Linked DNA regions of Homo sapiens: region 1 is linked to region 2. A link is a contact called in ENCODE Hi-C or POLR2A ChIA-PET data. All regions are on one chromosome and are shown on one strand. Each heading gives the region's core, a stretch centred on a gene start or an enhancer-like site at or near the end of the contact. The rest is flanking DNA. Distances are from core to core; before and after follow the strand shown. Region 1 has its middle 78 kb from the start of CDC25A. Region 2 has its middle 16 kb from the start of MAP4.

Region 1 (6,529 bases), core at 190-2,689, 78 kb before region 2:
TGGGGCTGGGTGTGGTGGCTCACGCCTGTAATCCCGGCACTTTGGGAGGCCGAAGTGGGTGGATCACGAGGTCAGGAGTTCAAGACCAGCCTAGCCAACATGGTGAAACCCTGTCTTTACTAAAAATACAAAAAATTAGCTGGGCATGGTGGCACGTGCCTGTAGCCCCAGCTACTCAGGAGGCTGAGGCACGAGAATAGCTTGAATTTGGGAGGAAGGGGTTCCAGTGAGCTGAGATCGCGCCACTGCACTCCAGCCTGGGCAACAGAGCGAGGCTCTGTCTAAAAAAAAAAAAAAACAAAAAACACACACAGAGGGAACTTCATCATCATGTTACATAAAACTGGCCTGTTTTGGAATTTGGCTATTATCTCTCATTCTTCTGATTTCTCAGAAGGTCAGGTAAACAGCTTGGTTTCTTAACATATAATTTTAGCATGAGTAATTCTATTTTAGTTTTTTCCTTTTTTTTTTTTTTGAGACAGAGTCTCACTTTTGTTGCCCAGGATGGAGTGCAGTGGCGCAGTGTCGGCTCACTGCAACCTCCACCTCCCGGGTTCAAGCAATTCTCCTGTCTCAGCTTCCCGAGTAGCTGGGACTACAGGTGTCCGCCACCATGCCCGGCTAACCTCAGGTGATCCGCCAGCCTCAGCCTCCCAAAGTGATGGGATTACAGACGTTAGCCACCTTGCCCGGCCCATTTTAGTTTTTAGTCTGGTCTTTTGGGGCCTAGTGCAGGAGCTTTGTCCGAAACAATGGCTAACGTAGTGTTTTTATTAGCATCTGAAAGACTCGTGAGGGGAATCTGAGACAGTACATTTGATAAGGCTTCCCGAATTGTCTTTCCCTTTTGCAGCAATATAGTTATTTTAGGGGGCTGGGGTTCCCATTAAAGGGTTCTTGGCAATATTAAGTGAGTGAATATGTCATTTATCCTAAAGCCAGTCCCATATGGCTTGCATATGAAGTATATCAGCTGCTTCATCTGAGTGTTCTATTTGGCATTTGTAGGTGGAGCCAGGCAGTCCCCCTTTGCAGGGTAAACAGACCTTACCATGGCTTTTATCCAGTCCATCAGGCTGGCTGTTCCCTTGGGAATAACCTCCTATGTGTCTGTGTGTCGTAGAGCTATCTGTGATTGTTCCATAGTGAGCTGTGGGTCCTGTATCAACCCAAACATGCTCTTTCACTCTGCAGCACTTCAAACCAAAGATACTGCTCCTAAATTTGTTGCTCTCAAAATCCATTTTAGTAAAGCCTCCTCAGGAGCCTGATGATACCAATCTGCAAAATGAAACGCTTCCTTCATACTATCCCTCTAGTTTTCACAGTATCTTGGTTTTGCTGCTTCCCCGCATTGACTGCCTTTTTGGTAACCACAGGTCTTAGAGGTACTTTCTGTTGTCTCTCTATAATTTTTCCCTTCTGGGGGAGGCTTTGTGGCTTGTGGCCAAAGCTCAGACTAACTGAAAGCTAAACTTAGTCTAGCATCAAGATTGACCCAGAACTCCCTTTTACTTTCATTTTTAGCTATTATATATAACAGTAAACAAGGAATTGAAATTTTGTGTTTTTTTCTTATTAGTTTGCATTTCTTTTTTGTTGTTTTGAGACATGGTCTCATTCTGTCACCCAGGCTGGAGTGCAGTGGTGCAATCTAGGCTCACTTCAATCTCCACCTCCCAGGCTTAAGTGATCCTCCCACCTTAGCCTCCCAAGTAGCTGGGACTACAGGCCCGCACCACCATGCCCAGCTAATTTTTGTATTTTTGTTGTTGTTGTTGTCATTGTTTTGAGACAGAGTTTTGCTCTTGTTGCCCAGGCTGGAGTGCAATGGTGCAATCTCGGCTCACCGCAACCTCCACCTCCTGGGTTCAAGCGATTCTCCTGCCTCAGCCTCCTGAGTACCTGGGATTACAGGCGCATGCCACTACGCCTGGCTAACTTTGTATTTTTAGTAGGGTTGGGGTTTCTCCATGTTGGTCAGGCTAGTCTCAAACTCCTGGCCTCAGGTGATCTGCCTGCTGAAGCCTCCCAAAGTGCTGGGATTACAGGCATGAGCCATCGTGCCCGACCTAATTTTTGTATTTTTATTAGAGACAGGGTTTCACCATGTCACCCAGGCTGGTGTTGAGGAAATCCTGACCTCAAGTGATTCTCCCGCCTCGGCCTCCCAAAGTGCTGGGATTACAGGCGTGAGTCACTGCACCCAGCCTAGTTTGCATTTCTTTATCCATTTGGTAAACCTACTCCCTGGGAGTTGGATCCATCTCTAAATTTTATTGGTAACTTTTACCTTTTGTAACTGATTGTAGCACAGCTGATACTTCGTACCATGGGGGACCACACGGCCACCCAGGAATCAAAAGTTCCTCACCTCCCACCCTTTATCCTTTTTCTTCCCAAACTACATGTTTCCATGAGCAGGGCTGGTGTAGTAAATCCCACTTCTGACACCAAACATGACATTATAGGTGGAGGAACAAAAAAAAACAACCAAGTGATTTTTCCTATTCTCTTACTCAGCAGTCAACAATACTTCTGTGACCAGTGTACGGGAGTTTTTCCCCCCACACCAAGCAAGTAGTCCTTCAGCTGTGGACACCAGCTATATGTCCTCCAATTCAGTTTAATTCTGGCACTATCTACCCAGAGATAGAGTCAGATCCCATATGTTGAAGGTTTAGTATCCTGAATAGCTGGGATTATAGGCATGCACCACCACGCCTGGCTATTTTTCATATTTTCAGTAGAGATGGGGTTTCACCATGTTGACCAGGCTGGTCTCGAACTCCTGACCTCAGGTGATCTACCCTCCTTGGCCTCCCAAAGTGTTGGGATTACAGGCGTGAGCCACTGCACCCAGCCTAATTTTTTTTGTATTTATTTTTTTTGTAGAGAGATGGTCTCGTCATGTTGCCCAGGCTGGTCTTGAATGTCTGGGCTCTAGTGATCTGCCCATCTCTGCCTCTCAAAGCGCTAGGATTACAGGTGTGAGCCACTGTGCCTGGCCTCATTTGGATTTTTAATGGAGACTTCATTACATAGGCATGGTTGATTAAATAATTAACCATTGGTGATCGACTTAACTGTCAGCCTCTCTCCTCTCCCAGGAGGTTGGGGAGTGGTGCTGAAAAGTTACAACCCTCTAATCTGCCTTGGTCTTCGCTGTTACTAGCCCCCATCCTGAAGCTACCTAGGGGCTGCCAGCCACCAGGCAACTTAATAGTGTACAAAAGATACCACTCTGAATTCCAATAATTTTAGGAGTTGTATGCCAGAAAAGTGGGATAAAGACCAAATACAGTTTTACTTAGCTTAACAAGAGGGATGTGTTCTAAGAAATGCATCACTAAGTGATTTCATCATTGTGCGAACACCATAGAGTGTACTTACACATACCTAGATGATACAGCCTACTAAATACCTAGAATACCCAGGGTACAGGATGTAGCCTGTTGCTCCTACACCACAAACCTGTACAGCGTGTTACTGCACTGAATACTATAGGCAATTGTAACACCTGGTAAATATTTATGTATCTAAACATATCTAAACATAGAAAAGGTACAGTAAAAATATAGTATTATAATCTTTTTTTTTTTTTGAGACTGAGTCTCGCTCTATTCCAGGCTGGAGTGCAGTGGCACAATCTCAGCTCACTGCAACCTCCACCTCCTGGGTTCAAGTAATTCTCGTGCCTCAGTTTTCCAAGTAGCTGGGATTATAGGCAGCTGCAGTCATGCCCAGCTAATTTTTGTATTTTTAGTAGAGACAGGGTTTCACCATCTTGGCCAGACTGGTCTCGAACTCCTGACCTCAAGCGATTCACCTGCCTTGGCCTCCCAAAGTGCTGGGATTATAGGCTTAAGCCACCGTGCCTGGCCAAAAATGCAGTATTATAATCTTATAGGGTAGGGCTAAGTGGCTCACACCTTGTAATCCCAGCACTTTAGGAGGTAGAGGTGGGAGAAGCACTTGAACCAGGGGTTCAAGACCAGCCTGGGCAACATAATGAGACACCCTCTCTAGGAAAAAAACCAATTATCTATCTATCTATTAATCTATCTGTATATCTTATGGGACCACTGTCATATATGCAGCTTGTTGACCAAAACGTTGCATGACTGTGTATATTTCACAGTATCATGTTTCCAGTTTGTGGCTATTAAGAATAAAGTTGTGGATGGGCGCAGTGGCTCACGCCTGGCTAATATGGTGAAACCCCGTCTGTACAAAAATACAAAAATTAGCATGGTGGCATGCTACTGTAATCCCAGCTACTCAGGAGGCTGAGGCAGGTGAATCGCTTAAACCGGGGAGGCAGAGGTTGCAGTCAGCCAAGATTGTGTACTTTAGCCTGGGTGACAGAGTGAGACTCCATCTCAAAAAAAAAAAAGAATAAAGTTGCTATAAGCATTGTTTTTCAAAATTTTATTTATTTTTTATTTATTTATTTTTTTTTTGAGACAGTCTTGCTCCGTCGCCCAGGCTGGAGTGCAGTGGCGCCATCTTGGCTCACTGCAACCTCTGCCTCTGCGTTCAAGTGATTCTCCTGCATTCAAGCAATTCTCCTGCCTCAACCTCCCGAGTAGCTGGGACTACAGGTGGCTGCCACCACACCTGGCTAATACTTTTGTATTTTTAGTAGAGATGGGTTTCACCACATTGGCCAGGCTGGTCTCAAACTCCTGATCTTGTGATCCACTCACCTCGGCCTCCCAAAGTGCTGGGATTACAGGCGTGAGCCACCGTGCCTGGCCTAAATTTTATTTTTTTTGAAACAGGGTCTTGCTCTGTCATCACCCAGGCTGGAGTGTAGTGGTGTGATCATAGCTTACTGCAGCCTCAAACTCCAGGACTCAAGTGATCCTCTTGATTCAATCTCTCGAGTAGCTGGGACTACAGGTGCCCAACTCTGTGCCAACTAATTTATTTACTATAAATTATTTATTTATTTGAGATGGAGTCTCACTATGTTGCCTAGTCTGGAGTGCAGGTGTGCCATCTTGGCTCACTGCAACCTCCACCTCCTGGGTTCAAGTGATTCTCCGGCTTTAGCCTCCTGAGTATCTGGGATTAAAGGCGCACACCACCATGCCAGGCTAATTTTTGTATTTTTAGTAGAGACGGGGTTTTCCCATGTTGGCCAGGCTGGTCTCGACTTCCTGACCTCAAGTGATCCACCCGCTTCAGCCTCCCAAAGTGCTGGGATTACAGGCATGAGCCACCGCGCCTGGCACTACTTATTTATTTATTTACTGAGATGGAGTCTTGCTGTGTCGCTAGCCTGGAGCGCAGTGGCGAGATCTCGGCCCACGTCAATCTCCACCTCCTGGGTTCAAGCGATTCTTGTGCCTCAGCCTCTGGATAGCTGGGATTATAGGCATGCGCCATTACGCCCAGCTAATTTTTTTATTTTTTGTAGAGATGGGGTTTCACCATGTTGGCCAGGATGGTCTCGAACTCCTGACCTCAAGTGATCCGCCCACCTCGGCCTGGGTGCTGAGATTACAGAGGTGAGCCACCGTGCCTGGCCACATGTGATGTTTTGATGTGTTCAAATAATGTGTAATAATCAAGTCAGGGTAATTGGTAAATTCATCACCTTAAACATTTATCTTTTCTTTATGCTGGGAACATTCCAATTATTCTGTACTTGGTATTTAAAAATATACAACAGGCCGGGCACGGTGGCTTATACCTGTAATCCCAGCACTTTGGGAGGCTAAGGTGGGCAGATCACCTGAGGTCCAGAGTTCGAGACCAGCCTGGCCAACACGGTGAAACCCTGTTTCTACTAAAAATACAAAATTAGCCGGGTGTGGTGGCATGCACCTGCAGTCCCAAGCTACTCGGGAGGCTGAAGCAGGAGAATCGCTTGAACCTGGGAGGCGGAGGTTGCGGTGAGCCGAGATCGTGCCATTGCACTCCATGCTGGTCAAGAAGAGTGAAACTCTGTCTCAACAACAACAACAACAACAAAAAATAAAATAAAAAATAAAAAATATACAATATACAATAGATTATTGTTTAATCACTACTGATACTACTATTTATTGAACACTAGGTCTTATTTCTTCTATCTACCTGTACTTTTGTACCCATCAATCATCCTGTCTTCATCTCCCCCTCTTGCCTACGCTTCCTAGCTTCTGGTAATTGCCAAACTACTATCTTAGTGAGATCCACTACTATGATCATTCTTAACAAATCTTTATGTGGATATATGTTTCTATTTCTCTTGGGTAAATACCTAGGAGTGGAATTAAATTTGTATTTTCCTTCCTCTGGATTGTGAACTTTTAGGGGCTGATTTATTTTGTCTCCAGCTCCAAGCACAATGGCTTACTGTATGATCGGTTCTGAGTAAACATTTGTTGAAATGAAACAAAATTAAAGCACAAAATAATTTCCCCATATTCTATATAATATGCATCTGTCATTAAGCACACTGTGGGCCTAGCAAAATATGAGAATTGTTTCCATCGATCTTCCCAATGAGCCTCTAAGGTAAGAATTATCCCAT
Region 2 (6,845 bases), core at 657-3,156:
GCAAGTTATTTAACCTCTAAGTGCCCTGGTGTCCTCATTTTAAATGGGGTTATCTATGTCCTAGAGTTGTTCAACATATTAAGCAAAGTAATTTATGTAAAGTGATTAGAATGGTCTCTGGAATATAAGTCTGCAATAACTGCTGTTTTTTTTTGAGAGGGGGGGATGGAGTCTCGCTCTGTCGCCCAGGCTGGAATGCAGTGGTGGGATCTCGGCTCACTGCAACCTCCACCACCCAGGTTCAAGCAATTCTCATGCCTCAGCCTCCCGAGTAGCTGGGATTACAGGTGTGTGCCACCACACCTGGCTAATTTTTGTAATTTTAGTAGAGGCGGGGTTTCATCATGTTGGCCAGGCTGATCTCGAACTCCTGACCTCATGTGCTCCTCCTGCCTTGGCCTCCCAAAGTGCTGGGATTACAAGTGTGAGCCACAATGCCCAGCTGGCTCTTCTTATTTTTATTTTTAGTCTATTGAGACAGGATCTCACTCTGTTGAGTGAGTGCAGTGGTGCCATCACGACTCACTGCAGCCTCAACCTCCTGGGTTCCAGCAATCCTCCCACCTCAGCCTCCTGAGTAGCTGGGACCACAGGCACATACCACCATGCCTGGCTAATTTTTAAATTTTTTGTTGAGACGGGATCTCCCTATGTTTCCCAGGCTGATCTGGAACACCTGTGCTGAAGCAGTCCTCCCTCATCGGCCTCCCAAAGTGCTGGGATTGCAGGTGTCAGCCACTGCATCTGGTCTAGTTCTTATTTTTTTATATGGGTTGGAGTTTCTTTTTTTTTTTTCCTTTTTCTTCTTCAATTTTAATATTTTGTCATTTTATTATATTGCATCTCCCACTGAAGACTTGTATATTTCTTGGGGTCTTATTGGAGAGAAATCCTTTTTTTTTTTTTTTTTTCATACAAATCAGACCCAAGGTAGGTTTAGTGTTTGGACTGTAATATGAAGTTTGCTTTTTAATTGTTAAAATAATGATTTTTTTCTTGCATTAAACAATTCTGAAAGTTTTTCTTTTTGTTCACTTGTAGTCAGACACCAAAGAAAGGGGGAAAACTGTAGAATAAGTTATTTTTTTTGACAGTGTCTCACTCTCTGTCTCCCAGGCTGGAGTGCAGTGGTGCAGTCACAGCTCACTGTAGACTCAACCTCCTGGTCTCAAGCAAATCTTTCACCTCAGCCTCCCAAGGAGCTGGGATTACAGGCATGTGCCACCATGCCTGGCTAATTTTTGTATATTTTGTAGAGACAAGGTCTCAGTATGTTGCCTAGGCTGGTCTTGAACTCCTGGACTCAAGCAATCCTCCCACCTCAGCCTCACAAAGTGCTGGGATTACAGGTGTGAGCCACTGCACCTGGCCTAAGTGAAAAAAAATTTTTTATTTTTTGGATACAGAGTCTCTCTCTGTCGCCCAGGGTGGAGTGTGGTGGCATGATCTCAGCTCACTGCAACCTCCCCCTCCAGGTTCAAGCGATTCTCATGCCTCATACTCCCAAGTAGCTGGGATTACAGGTGTGTGCCACAATGCTTAGCTCTTTTTTTGTATTTTTAGTAGAGACGGGGTTTCACTATGTTGGCCAGGCTGGTCTCGAACTCCTGACCTCAAGTAATTCACCTGTCTTGGGCTCCCAAAGTGCTGGGATTACAGGTATGAGCCACTGTGCTGGGCCCCTAAGTGATTTTTTTAAATGGTCAATGTGTGAGCTGTTTTTTCCTTATGGTTTTCTCTGTTCCTTTTCCTTGCCATAAAAGTAAAAATAGATCTGGTTTCCTGGGTTATCACAGCTTTTAACAAAAAGCTTTTTGATAAAATTAGCTGTTGGGTCAGTGGGATGAGATCATTCCTTTCTAAGTAGTGTGAAATGTCCTCTAAGCATTTGTGAGACAAAGGCATGCCAGATAGGCTAACCACACAATAAGCCTAACTCTGTGGTTATGTTTAGGGCAGGAGTGTGAGTTTTCTGTGAAATAGAATACTACTGATATGTAGAAAAAGGTGAAAGGTACTTGGCACAATATGTATGCACTCTGGTTGGCCACGTGTAGAAAGAGATTAGAATGATAAAAGGGCTCAGGATACACTTGATATGAGGGCATAGGCCATCATTATCTTCAGATGTGATTAATTAACTGAAAATTGAGTAGCTCATCTACATTTGGATTAGTGCATCTTTAATTAAAAATTCTTGGCTGGACACGGTGGCTTACACCTGTAATCCCAGCACTTTGGGAGGTTGAGGCGGGCAGATCACCTAGGATCAGGAGTTCGAAACCAGCCTGGCCAACATAGTGAAAAAATCCGTCTTTACTAAAAATACAAAAACTAGCTGGCTGTGGTGGCGTGCACCTATAATCCCAGCTACTCTGGAGGCTGAGGCAGGAGAATCACTTGAACCTCGGAGGCGGAGGTTGCAGTGAGCTGAGATCCTACCACTGCACTCAAGCCTGGGTGACAGAGCGAGACTCCCGTTTCAAAAAAATTAAAAATAAAAATAAAAAAATTCTTAAGGACAGTTTGAAACTGGAGAGAAATCATAATGTACTTTAAAATGGTTAATTGTATGTTATGTAAACTTCACTTCAATTAAAAAAATTAAGGACAGCTGGAAAGAAAACTAATATACTTTTCTGTTTGTACAAAATAAAATGGTAGATTTAAGAAGCTTTAACCAGGGCTTCAACTTTCACATCATAGATACTAACTGTAGAAGCATAGTGCGATAACTGATAGTTAAATAGAAGATAAAAATCCACATGAGGAGGGCATGCCATTTTAAAAAGGAGAGCTATGTGATGCTATTTCCAATACATAGATATAGCTGGACTTACCTTCTTTATCCCTGAGAAACGAAAGCATTCTAAGTTAGCAGAGGAAATGATGATCAGAATGATAATACCTCCTACCTTTTCCCCTTGCTTCCTGATTTGGGATATAGGACAGAAAAGAAATTCTACTTTTAGTTGAGAACTCAGGGATGACTTTGAACAAATATATTTGTTAATCTCCTTGGACTTTTCTCACTTTTAAAATAAGGAGGTTGGATTCAAATGCCCTTTCTAAAGTTTTGTGATTTGGTTGGAAATATTAGATGTGCACATCACCAAGTTACTTTGTTTTGTTTCTGTGTACATGAATAAGCTTTTATTAGACTTGGTCACTGTTGTCTCTCTGTGATCAACAAGGGTAAGTTAGCTTCTAAGAGTACCAGTGGTAGAACTTTAAGATTTGAAGCTTTAACGAGAGTCAGCTAGTTTGCAGTGATTAGAGACTTGTAAGTTAATTGATATACACACTTTTGTCTATATTTATTAAGTTTCTCAGGGGAATTGTAGATTATTTCAGAGTGCAGTTTTAGGTCGTGGATCAGATTTAAGTTGGAAGTAAATAATGGTTATTACTAGAATTTTTTGTTTTTGTTTGTTTTTGAGAAGGAGTCTTTCTCTGTCACCCAGGCTGGAGTGCAGTGCCACAATCTCAGCTCACTGCAACCTCTGTCTCCTGGGTTCAAGCGATTCTCCTGCCTCAGCCTCCTGAGTAGCTGGGATTACAGGTGCCTGCCACCACACCTGGCTAATTTTTTTTTTTTTGAGACGGAGTCTTGCTCTCTTGCCCAGGCTGGAGTGTAGTGGTGCGATCTTGGGCTAACTGCAACCTCCGCCTCCGAGATTCAAGTAATTCTCCTGCCTGAGTCTCCCTAGTAGCTGGGATTACAGGCGCACACCACCATGCCCATCTAATTTTTTTATTATTTTTTTTTAGTAGAAATGCAGTTTCACCATGTTGGCCAGGCCGCTCGCGAACTCCTGACCTCAATTTTCATACATTATTATTAACTAAAGTTCATAGTTTATTTAGATTTCCTTAATTTTTACCTAAATACCTTTTTCTGTTCTAGGATCTCATCTAGGATACCACATTATGTTTAGTTATCATACTTAGCTTTCTCTTGGCTATGACAGTTTCTTACACCTCCCTTGTTTTTGATGACTTTGACAGTTTTGAGGAGTACTGGTCTGATATTTTGTAGAGTGTCCTTCAGTTGGGAGTTGTCTGATCTTTTTCTCATGATTAGACAGAGGTTATGCTTTTTAGAAGGAAGATCACAGAGGTAAAGTGCCACTCTTATCACATTATATCAAGGGTGCATACTATCAAATCATGTCAGCATGATTTATGTCTGTGTGTGTGTGTGTGTGTATGTGTGTGTGTATGTGTGTGTTTTGCTTTATCACTCAAGCTGGAGTACAGTGCTGTGATCACAGTTCACTGGAACCTCCTGGACTCGACTCAAGCTTCCTCTCAACTCAGCTTCCCAAATAGCTGGGACCATAGGCACATGCCACCAAGCCCAGCTAATTTTTTTTTGAGAAAGAGTCTTGCTCTGTTGCCCAGGCTGGGTTGCAGTGGCACGATCGTGGCTTACCGCAACCCTGGCCTCCAGGGCCCAAGTGATCCTCCCACCTCAGCCTCCCGGGTAGTTGGGACTACAGGCACGTACCACCATGCCTGGCTAATTTTTTTGTTTTTTTGTTTTTTTTTGAGATGGAGTCTTGCTCTGTCGCCCAGGCTGGAGTGCAGTGGCGCGACCTTGGCTCACTGTAACTTCCGTCTCCTGGGTTCAAGTGATTCTCCTGCCTCGGCCTCCCAAGTAGGTGGGACTACAGGCATGTGCCACCACACCCAGCTAACTTTTTGTATTTTTAGTAGAGACAGGGTTTCACCATGTTAGCCAGGATGATCTCAATCTCCTGACCTTGAGATCCCCCTACTTTGGCTTCCCAAAGTGCTGGGATTACAGGTGTGAGCCACCGCACCCAGCCTAATTTTTGTATTTTTCATAGAGATGGGGTTTCGCCATGTTGCTTGCCTAAGTTGGTGTCAGAACTCCTGGCCTCAAGTGAACCTCCTGCCTTGGCCTGCCAAAGTGCTGGGATTACAGATGTAAGCCATTGCACCCAGCTGATTTATCACTATTGATATTAGTCTTGATCACTTGGCTTAGGTAGTATTTGTCATATTTCTCTTACCCCCCCCTCCCATTTTCATATTGTACTCTTTAGAAGGAGGTCACTATGTGCTATGCACATGTAAAGGATGAAGGGTTATGTTCTACCTCTTGGAAGTGGAGTATCTTGTTTGGAATTCTTCACTGAAGACTTGCTTATTCTCTCTCATTTATTTATTCAGTCTATTGTTTATATTGTTCCAGCTTTGGTCATTGGGAACTTTTTTAGTTGACTCCTGTGTAATTGAGTTACCCCTATCTTTTTTTTTTTTTTTTTTTTTTTTTTGAGATGGAGTCTTACTCTGTCGCCCAGGCTGGAGTGCAGTGGTACAATCTCGGCTCAGTGCTACCTACACTTCCTGGGTTCAAGCAATTCTCCTGTCTCAGCCTCCCGAGTAGCTGGGATTACAGGCACCCACCATCATGCCTGGTTAATATTTGGGTTTTTTATAGAGACGGGTTTTAATCATGTTGGTCAGGCTGGTCTTGAACTCCTGACTTCAGGTGATCTGCCTGCCTTGGCCTCCCAAAGTGCTGGCATTACAGGCCTGAGCCACCTCGTCCGGCCAACTTACCCCTATCGTTGTTTTTTTTTTTTTATTTTTATTTTTAGCACTTCCTAACTTTCTGGAAATACAAGGTACTTCAGGCTCATCTTGAATATTTTGTTCTCAGTCCTAGAATTAGTCATTTCTCCAAAGAGTCTTGGTTTCTTTATCAGAGAATGGTATTAGAAACCAGCATCTGGGTGTGAGGTATGCTGTTGCTTTACTGGGGTGTCCCCTGAAGATTTTAATTAAACTTCATCTGAGTTTGAAAGGACTGGAAATGCTGTGTTTAAATTTTTTTTTATTTTCTAATTGAGACAGGGTCTCACTGTGTTGCCAAGACTGAAATCAAATTCTTAGCCTTAGATGATCCTCCCACCTCAGCCTTTCAAAGTGGTGGGATTACAGACGTGAGCCACCACACCTGGCCAGAAATGCCATATATATAAAATATATAATATATATTACATGTGAATATGTAATATATAATACATAATATTACATATGAATATATAATACATATATTATATATATATATTTTTTTTTTTGAGATGGAATCTTGCTCAGTTGCTCTGTGCAGTAGGGATCTCGGCTCACTGCAACCTCTGCCTCCTGGGTTCAAGCGATTTCCCTACCTCAGCCTCCTGAGTAGCTGGGACTACAGGTGCATGCCACCACGCCCAGCTAATTTTTTGTATTTTAATAGAGACGGGGTTTCACCGTGTTAGCCAGAATGGCCTTGATCCCCTGACCTCGTGATCCTCCCACCTCGGCCTCCCAAAGTGCTGGGATTACAGGCGTAAGCCACCGTGCCCGACCTACCTCTTTTTACTACGATTTTATTACTACTGGAACTAGATCTTAAAATATCATGTAAGATCTCTGCCATTATACTAGTTGTCTGTAGCTACATGTATGGAATTTTAAACCGTTCAGATTACTACCTTAGGAATCAGTATGCATTCTTGCCTTTTCCATAAAGCAGAGGTGTCAGGACCAAGCTTTTCAGGTCATTGACAAAACTGAAAAAGGAGTTAGTGATTATTGCTTCCTAGGGAAGTAAGACTTAAAAAAATATGCATTTACTTATTTATTTATTTAGAGACAGAGTCTCGCTCTGTCACCCATGCTGGAGTTCAGTGGCGCCATCTCGGCTCACTGCAGCCTCCGCCTCCTGGGTTTTAAGCATTCTCATGCCAGCCTCCCGAGTAGCTGGGATTATGGGTGTGCACCACCACGCCTGGCTAATTTTTGTATTTTTAGTAGAGACAGGGTTTTAC

What was found. Hi-C counts contacts between places; a loop is a spot of excess contacts on that map. ChIA-PET counts read pairs that join two places held with the same protein, here RNA polymerase II (POLR2A). Pooled maps may share reads with other maps.
Region 1: a pooled map shows a loop between it and region 2 (4-fold over the local background). The contact joins two enhancer-like sites. A Hi-C loop is called at or near these places in 1 of 168 maps with a recorded cell type or tissue (endothelial cell of hepatic sinusoid), 2 of 37 single-sample maps with no recorded cell type and 3 of 50 pooled maps. POLR2A ChIA-PET finds 5 or more read pairs at or near these places in 6 of 52 experiments (AG04450, GM10248, H1 and 3 more).

What each region holds. Positions count from the first base shown.
Region 1 is chr3:48,107,546-48,114,074 of GRCh38, reverse strand. No RefSeq gene overlaps it. Among named protein-coding and RNA genes, the nearest start is that of CDC25A, 78 kb to the left of the region's middle. RefSeq lists enhancers at 1-180, 181-682. Within about 2 kb of position 1,439, at least 4 of the 41 ENCODE cell types and tissues checked have a DNase peak (open chromatin) inside an H3K27ac peak, as active enhancers do.
Region 2 is chr3:48,029,257-48,036,101 of GRCh38, reverse strand. It overlaps a transcript of MAP4 not described here. Among named protein-coding and RNA genes, the nearest start is that of MAP4, 16 kb to the right of the region's middle. Within about 2 kb of position 1,906, at least 4 of the 41 ENCODE cell types and tissues checked have a DNase peak (open chromatin) inside an H3K27ac peak, as active enhancers do.